Linked DNA regions of Homo sapiens: region 1 is linked to region 2. A link is a contact called in ENCODE Hi-C or POLR2A ChIA-PET data. All regions are on one chromosome and are shown on one strand. The core of a region is the stretch at or near the end of the contact, and the rest is flanking DNA. Distances in the headings are between cores, read along the strand shown. Region 1 overlaps MTCL2 (microtubule crosslinking factor 2). Region 2 overlaps TGIF2-RAB5IF (TGIF2-RAB5IF readthrough).

Region 1 (3,845 bases), core at 321-2,820, 200 kb before region 2:
GGTCGGTGGCTCTGCAACTTCTCACGGCAGCGCCTGGACGGAGGCTCAGCGGGCAGCCCCTCGGCGGCCGGGCCTGGCTTCCCAGCGGCCCTGCATGACTTTGAGATGTCAGGCAACATGAGTGATGACATGAAGGAGATCACCAACTGTGTGCGCCAGGCCATGCGCTCCGGCTCACTGGAGAGGAAAGTGAAGAGCACATCCAGCCAGACGGTGGGCCTGGCCAGTGTGGGCACACAGACCATCCGCACGGTCAGCGTGGGCCTGCAGACCGACCCACCCCGCAGCAGCCTCCATGGCAAGGCCTGGTCACCCCGCAGCTCTTCGCTCGTGTCTGTGCGCAGCAAGCAGATCTCCTCCTCCCTGGACAAGGTCCATTCGCGCATCGAGCGGCCCTGCTGCTCCCCCAAGTATGGCTCACCAAAGCTCCAGAGGCGGTCTGTGTCCAAGCTGGACAGCAGCAAGGACCGCAGCCTGTGGAACCTGCACCAGGGCAAGCAGAACGGCTCGGCCTGGGCCCGCTCCACCACCACGCGGGACAGCCCTGTATTGAGAAACATCAACGATGGACTCTCCAGCCTCTTCAGTGTGGTGGAGCACTCAGGGAGCACGGAGTCTGTCTGGAAACTAGGCATGTCTGAGACGCGGGCCAAGCCCGAGCCTCCCAAGTACGGCATTGTGCAGGAATTCTTCCGTAATGTGTGTGGCCGGGCACCGAGCCCCACCTCATCAGCAGGAGAGGAGGGCACCAAGAAGCCAGAGCCCCTCTCCCCAGCCAGCTACCATCAGCCAGAGGGTGTGGCCAGGATCCTGAACAAGAAGGCAGCCAAGTTGGGCAGCAGTGAGGAGGTCAGACTCACCATGCTCCCCCAGGTGGGGAAGGATGGTGTCCTCCGGGACGGAGATGGAGCCGTGGTCCTTCCCAATGAGGTAGGTGGGTGGGATCTGTCCTTTCTCTTAGTAGGTGGAGTTAGTATATAAGGTCCAAGCTCTTTTGGTTTTTAAGTTCAGAGATATGGGCCGAGGTGGGTGGATCGCCTGAGATCAGGAGTTCAAGACCAGTCTGGCCAACATGGTGAAACCCCATCTCTACTAAAAATACAAAAATTGGCCAGGCGTGGTGGCATGCACCTGTTGTCCCAGCTGCTCTGGAGGCTGAGGTAGGAGAATCACTTGAACCCAGTAGGCGGAAGTTGCAGTGAGCTGAAATTGTGCTATTGCACTCCAGCCTGGGTGACAGACTAAGACTCCGTCTCACCAAAAAAAAAAAATTATCTATCTGTCTGTCTGTCTGTCTGTCTGTCTGTCTGTCTGTCTGTCTATCTATCTATCTATCTATCTATATATCTATATATATAAAATAAAAATTCAGGGATATGGCCATGTGTTCCAGGAAGTTCTTATGCTGGTCTAGGATAGAGTTGGAAGGTCCCAGACCTGGAACAACACAGACCTGATGGTCACATGGTCTGAATTCCAAGAGACTAGTGAGCATGGCTTAACTAGCAGCTTTTGCTCCACCCACCAGAGACTGCCAGCATCCCCTCCAGGGAAGGGGCCTTACTGCTCTCCTGCCACCCAGTGGTGTGCTAGAGCCAGCTTGTTTGGCTTGCAGGAGCCAATTGTCAGCATCTCTGTGGGTTTTTTTTTTTTTATTGTTTTTGTTTTTGTTTTGAGAGAAGTCTCGTTCTTGTCCCCCAGGCTTGAGTGCAATGACTCAATCTCGGCTCACTGTAACCTCCGCCTCCTGGGTTCAAACAATTCTGTCTCTGCCTCCCAAGTAGCTGGGATTAAGGCACCTGCCACCATGCCCGGCTAATTTTTGTATTTTTTAGTAGAGACGGGGTTTCACCATGTTGGCCAGGCTGGTCTCGAACTCCCGACCTCAAGTGATCCGCCCACCTTGGCCTCCCAAAGTGTTAGGATTACAGGCGTGAGCCACCGCGCCTGGCCACATCTCTGTGTTTAACATCACCTTGGTACCTTGAGATTGGCCACAGTGGGAGGATTTACAGCATAAAAATTGGTAAACACTACAAATCGGGGCTCCTCCTATCACTCCTGGAAAACTAATTGTTAAACATTAGCGGGCATACCACTTCTCCACCCCATCAAGACTTCACACCTAAGTGCTCACATTTCCTCTGAGAATCTTTCACACCCCACTCCTGCTATCAGTTTCTTATAAGTTAATTAGTAAACCTTATTTGAATGTTAGTGAGCATTATTTGAATGTGTTAGAATGTGCATAAGTTAACTTTGCAGAAAGGGAAGGAAATGTATTTGAAGGATGGCATGTTTTATAAAACCCAAGAGTAGGAACCTGACAACCTCAGCAGCTTCTCCCTGTCTTCCTCTCCTCTCTTTAAGCTTCACCCTCTCTGATATCATATTCCTCCTTTTTCTCTGTTTCTCTCTCTGTTGCATTTGCACAAGGACTGGGTGGGCTGTCCCAGCTCTGACTTTACAACATCTTCCAGTTCAAGCCCCTAGGAGAGACTGACACAAATCCCTGTCTCCCAATTCCACATTTCTGAAAGAAGGAAACTCTGATTGGTGCAGCTAGAGGCGAGTGTACCCCTTGGTCCAGTCTATGGCTGGGAGTGGTACCATGTGGTCTGCTGTGGGGCACAGAGACATGAGAAGGGCTGTGTGTGGAATGGGCTGTGATAGACTCAAACATTCTACTTTTCTATTATTGTACGTTTAGGTGGTTTCTAGTTTGTCCCTACTGCAAATAATGCTGTGGTGAACATCTTGGTGCAAAATCATTTTTTTACATTTCAGACTATTTCCTTAGGTATAAGTTGCAGAAATGAGATTAAAGGATAATAGAATATAAATGTGGCCGGGCGCGGTGGCTCATGCCTGTAATCCCAGCACTTTGGGAGGCCGAGGCGGGTGGATCACAAGGTCAGGAGTTTGAGATCAGCCTGGCCAATATGGTGAAACCCTGTCTGTACTAAAAATACAAAAATTAGCCGGGCATAGTGGTGGTCACCTGTAGTCCTAGCTACTCAGGAGGCTGAGGCAGGAGAATCGCGTGAACCCAGGAGGCGGAGGCTGCAGTGAGCTGAGATGGTACCACTGCACTCCAGCCTGGGTGACAGAGTGAGACTCCATCTCCACACAAAAAAAAAAATATAAATGTTTTAAAGTTATTTGATAAATACTGCCAAATTGTTTTTCAAAAGTGTGCCATATCTACAGCTTCCAGCAGTGTGTGGCGAGTGCGTTACTTTTCTATACTCTCACTCAGCTGGCTGACATTTAAAAACATCTTTTAAATATTTATTCCTTTTTTGGCCAGGTGCAATGGCTCATGTCTCTAATCCCAGCACTTTGGGAGACTGAGGTGGGCAGATCACTTGAGCTAGGAGTTCAAGACCAGTCTGAGCAACATGGTGAGAGCTCATCTCTACATTAAAAAAAAAAAAAAAGAGGCCAGGCATGGTGGCTTACGCCTGTAATCCTAGCACTTTGGGAGGCCGAGGCAGGTGGATTGCCTGAGCTCAGGAATTTAAGACCAGCCTGGGCAACACAGTGAAACCCCATCTCTACTAAAAAATACAAAAAATTAGCCAGGCGTGGCAGCATGCGCCTATAGTCCCAGCTACTCGGGAGGCTGAGGCAGGAGAATTGCTTGAAGCCGGGAGGTGGAGGTTGCAACAAGCTGAGACCACGCCACTGCACTCTAGCCTGGGCAACAGAGCAAGACTCCATCTTTTAAAAAAAAAAAAAAAAAAAAAAGGGCCAGGCGTGGTGGCTCACACCTGTAATCCCAGCACTTTGGGAGGCCGAGAGAGGTGGATTGCTTGAAGCCAGGAGTTTGAGACCAGCCTGGC
Region 2 (4,088 bases), core at 708-3,207:
TTGCTACTTTCCCAGCCCAGTAGTTTCCTGGGGATAGGTCAGTGTCCTGATAATGAATGGTGAAGGTCTCTGGAGCAAGATCATCAGAATCTCATGTGGCATCAGTGAAGAATGCAGATTCCTGCCCAGACTCTCTGGGCGTGAGGTCTGGGAATATGCATCTTTGTAAGCTTTCCTGATGATCTTGATGGATATTTAGGCTTGAGAATTACTTCTCTGGGTAATTAGGCCCAATTCTGCCACTTAAAAGCTGTGTGGTATGGGGTAAGTTATTTTACAGGTTGTTTTTCCCTCAGCTGTGTGCTGAGCAAGGATAGATAGTAACGTATAGATTATCCTATTTCATCCTCCCAAGAGGTAAGTATTACTATTCCCACTTTATTGATGATGAAAACTGAAGTTTGGAGTAGTGAACTGTCTTGCCTATGGTCATGACAGCTAATCAGTGACAGACCAAGAATTTGAAACCAGGCTTGGGTCATAGAGAAATGCCTTTGAAATCAGTAACACTGACAGCAGTGATGGTTATTTCTGCATCCTTCGAGTGCCACACCTTATCCTCTGCAGCTCTAGTGCATAACATAGCAAGGATACAGCCATACAAGGCAGACCTGGCCTCTGCCATATGGAGTTTTCATGTAGCAGCTTTCTTTTCTTTTTTTTTTTTTTGAGACGGAGTTTTGCCTTGTCACCCAGGCTAGAGTACAGTGGTGCGATCTCGGCTCACTCCAACCTCTGCCTCCCGGGTTCAAGCGATTCTCCTGCCTCAGCCTCCCGAGTAGCTGGGATTACAGGTGCCTGCCACCGCGCCAGGCTAATTTTTGTAATTTTAGTAGAGATGGGGTTTCACCATCTTGGCCAGGCTGGTCTCGAACTCCTGACCTCGTGATCTACCAGCCTTGGCCTCCCAAAGAGCTGGGATTACACGTATGAGCCACCGTGCCCAGCCCATGTAGCAGCTTTCAAGCTAGACTGTACTTTTAAAATCCAGAGTCCTCAGTCTTACCCCAGAGATGCTTATTCCTAGGGCTAAGTTGAGGCAAAAAAAAAAAAAAAAAAAAAAAAAAAGGTTCTAAGCCTGGGGGCCATGGAGAAACTACCATTCAAAAACAGTGGAAAGGAAGAGGACTTCCCTGACCACCCATCTAGAGGATGGCAGATCCCCTCCCCACCAATCACTACCATTACCTTTATTTTATTTTATTTTATTTTTGAGACAGAGTCTCACTCTGTCGGCCAGGCTGGAGTGCAGCGGCGCCATCTCAGCTCACTGCAACCTCCGCCTCCCTGGTTCAAGTGATTCTTCTGCCTCAGCCTCCCAAGTAGCAGGGACTACAAGCATGCACCACCACGCCACCCGGCCACCTTTTTAAACAAAACAAAACAAAAAAAATATTAATGCAAAGTCCAAAATCGATACCCAAAAGCTTGAAGCATCATCTTAGCCCTATTAAGAACAAGGGTATAGGCTGAGTGCGGTGGCTCACGTCTGTAATCCCAGCACTTTGGGAGGCTGAGGCAGGCGGATCATGAGGTCAGGAGTTTGAGACCAGCCTGACCAACATGGTGAAACCCCGTCTCTACTTAAAATACAAAAATTAGCCAGGGGTGGTGGTGCGTGCGTGTAATCCCAGCTACTCAGGAGGCTGAGACAGGAGAATCACTTGAACCCAGGAGACGGAGGTTGCAGTGAGCCGAGATTGCACTGCTGCACTCAAGCCTGGGCGACAGAGCAAGAATCTGTCTCAAAAAAAAAAGAACAAGGGTATAGAGAGGCGGCCAGGCTATACATAGCCAGCCCAAAGAGACAGCGGGTATTCACGACCAGGGCAGATACATTTAAAAGCTGTTTCCTGAATGAGACTCTAATAAAAAAGGTGGATGTCCTTAGATCATGTTCCCAGCGTCACAGGAGGGGCCCTAGCCACATTATCCCGCAGTTCACTTTCATTATCTAGAGTGCTTGCTCACTCCAGGGCTCATTTGAAGCTTGATGCAGAAGACACTTTTGGTTTCAGTTCCTTTTATTTTTTTTTGAGACAGTCTCGCTCTGTCGCCCAGGCTGGAGTGCAGTGGCATGATCTCGGCTCACTGCAACCTCCGCCTCCAGGGTTCAAGCGATTCTCCTGCCTCAGCCTCCCGAGTAGCTGGGATTACAGGGGTGCGCCATTCCCACCCCACCAATTTTTGTATTTTTAGTAGAGACGGGGTTTCACCATGTTGGCTAGGCTGGTCTTGAACTCCTGACCTCAAAAGTGATCTGCCCGCCTCAGCCTCCCAAAATGCTGGAATTACAAGCATGAGCCACCACGCCCGGCCGATGTGAATTGAATATTAAACTTACTTTGAAAAGCTGTAACAGCATGTGCCTATTCTGCTGAGCTCCAGGGCCAAGTGTGCAGTTTGAGAGATACTGAGAGAGAAATGGGGGAAAATCAGGACCTTGGGTGAATGGCTGAGGGAGCTGAGGCTCTTTAATCTGGGAAACTTGAGTGGGGAGGCTCTCTCTCCAAATTCCTGAAGGAGAGTGACCTGTAGGAGAGACCACCAAGATTTCATTCACAGAAGAAACTTCTTGTGCTGAGCCCACAGCACTGTTCTAGACAGCTAGATGATACTATGTTAGTAAGTGACCACTATATTACTTCAGGTAGGTTCTGGGCAGACCTGAGTGACCCTGAAGGAAAACAGACTTGAATTTGAATTCGAGCTCCATATTTATATGGGCTATATGAGTTCAGGCAAGTATCTGAAATCCCTACTCAGTTTCTCTTTTTTTTTAGAATAAAAAAAAATTAAAAAAACGATGGGGTCTTGGGGTCTCATTCAGTCACCCAGGCTGGAGTGCAGTGGTCCAATCACAGCTCATTGCAGCCTCAAACTCCCAGGCTTAAGTGATCCTCCAGCCTCAGCCTTGGAGTAGCTGGGACTGTAGGCACAAGCCACAGCCCACTCAGTTTCTTTACCTAGGGCATCTCACTTTCATGTGTGTGTGTACAAAAATTAAGAAATTGGGGCTGGGCACAGTGACTCACGCCTGTAATTGCAGCACTTTGGGAGGCCGAGGTGGGTGGATCACGAGGTCAGGAGATCGAGATCATCCTGGCCAACACGGTGAAACCCCGTCTCTACTAAAAAATACAAAAAATTAGCCGGGCATGGTGGCGCACTCCTGTAGTCCCAGCTATTTGGGAGGCTGAGGTAGGAGAATCACTTGAACCTGGGAGGCGGAGGTTGCAGTGAGCCAAGATTGTGCCACTGCACTCCAGCCTAGCAAGAGAGAGAGACTCCGTTTCAAAAAAAAAAAAAAAAAAAAGAGACTGAACATAGCACAGACCCAGACCCAGGCACACTCAACCAAACTCAGTTTCCCACTGTTGCAGACCTTGGTTTTTATAGTTTGGGCTGCAGTTAGTGTATTGTCATTTCAGTATGGCAGAAACGTATTAACAGCTAGTTTAAGCAAAAAGGGGAATTCACTAGCTTACATAATAGAGAAGTTTACAGGTGGTCCTGGTTTCAGACATGACTGGAGCTTCCATCTCATAGCTGCTTCTCTCTGTGCCGGGTTCACACTGCAGTCATGCTTGTTTCTTACCGAGAGAGGGGGAGGACAAAGTTGCCAGTTCCTCAAGGTTACATCCTCACCACTTAGCAACCCCAGAGCTTAACTGTTGATTCCAGGGAAGACTGGCCCAATGTGAGATGCAAATGCCCCCTTTACCCTGAGTTGAATGGGATACAGAATGGAGCTGGTGAAAGGGAATGGGGGTACAGCGTGCACAGAACTCACAGCTGGCTACTAGAGGGAGAGTAAAAGATGTAAAGCAAAATAAGAAGCCAGTGACTGCTTTGTCTTCAAGCCTGGGCCCTGAGCCCTGGTGGATCAATCAAGAACCCTGTTTCTGCTTAAAAAAACAAAAAAAAATTTTATTTGACAAAAGACAAAAAAGTTATTTACAGTAGTTTTTGCTCAAATAATTCAATGGGACAACTGTGCTTCTCCTCCAGGTTTATCTTACAACCAAACCCAAGCAGAGTCTGCCCTACCCAACACCCCATTTTACATAATGGGGAAATGCCAACCA

What was found. A loop is a pair of places that touch in the nucleus more often than their neighbours do. ChIA-PET counts read pairs that join two places held with the same protein, here RNA polymerase II (POLR2A). Pooled maps may share reads with other maps.
Region 1: a loop to region 2 is called in a pooled map, with 3 times the contacts of the local background. The contact joins two enhancer-like sites. A Hi-C loop is called at or near these places in 1 of 50 pooled maps. POLR2A ChIA-PET finds 5 or more read pairs at or near these places in 4 of 52 experiments (GM12878, RWPE1, WTC11 and 1 more).

Annotation. Positions count from the first base shown.
Region 1 is chr20:36,790,334-36,794,178 of GRCh38, reverse strand. MTCL2 (microtubule crosslinking factor 2) reads left to right here. Exons shown (of 15, transcript NM_080627.4): 14 at 1-930. Among named protein-coding and RNA genes, the nearest start is that of DSN1, 18 kb to the right of the region's middle. Within about 2 kb of position 1,570, at least 2 of the 41 ENCODE cell types and tissues checked have a DNase peak (open chromatin) inside an H3K27ac peak, as active enhancers do.
Region 2 is chr20:36,593,765-36,597,852 of GRCh38, reverse strand. The region is part of intron 2 of TGIF2-RAB5IF (TGIF2-RAB5IF readthrough); the gene reads right to left. It overlaps TGIF2 (TGFB induced factor homeobox 2), which reads right to left. Exons shown (of 3, transcript NM_021809.7): 3 at 3,903-4,088. Among named protein-coding and RNA genes, the nearest start is that of RAB5IF, 10 kb to the left of the region's middle. RefSeq lists an enhancer at 1,765-2,134. Within about 2 kb of position 1,957, at least 8 of the 41 ENCODE cell types and tissues checked have a DNase peak (open chromatin) inside an H3K27ac peak, as active enhancers do.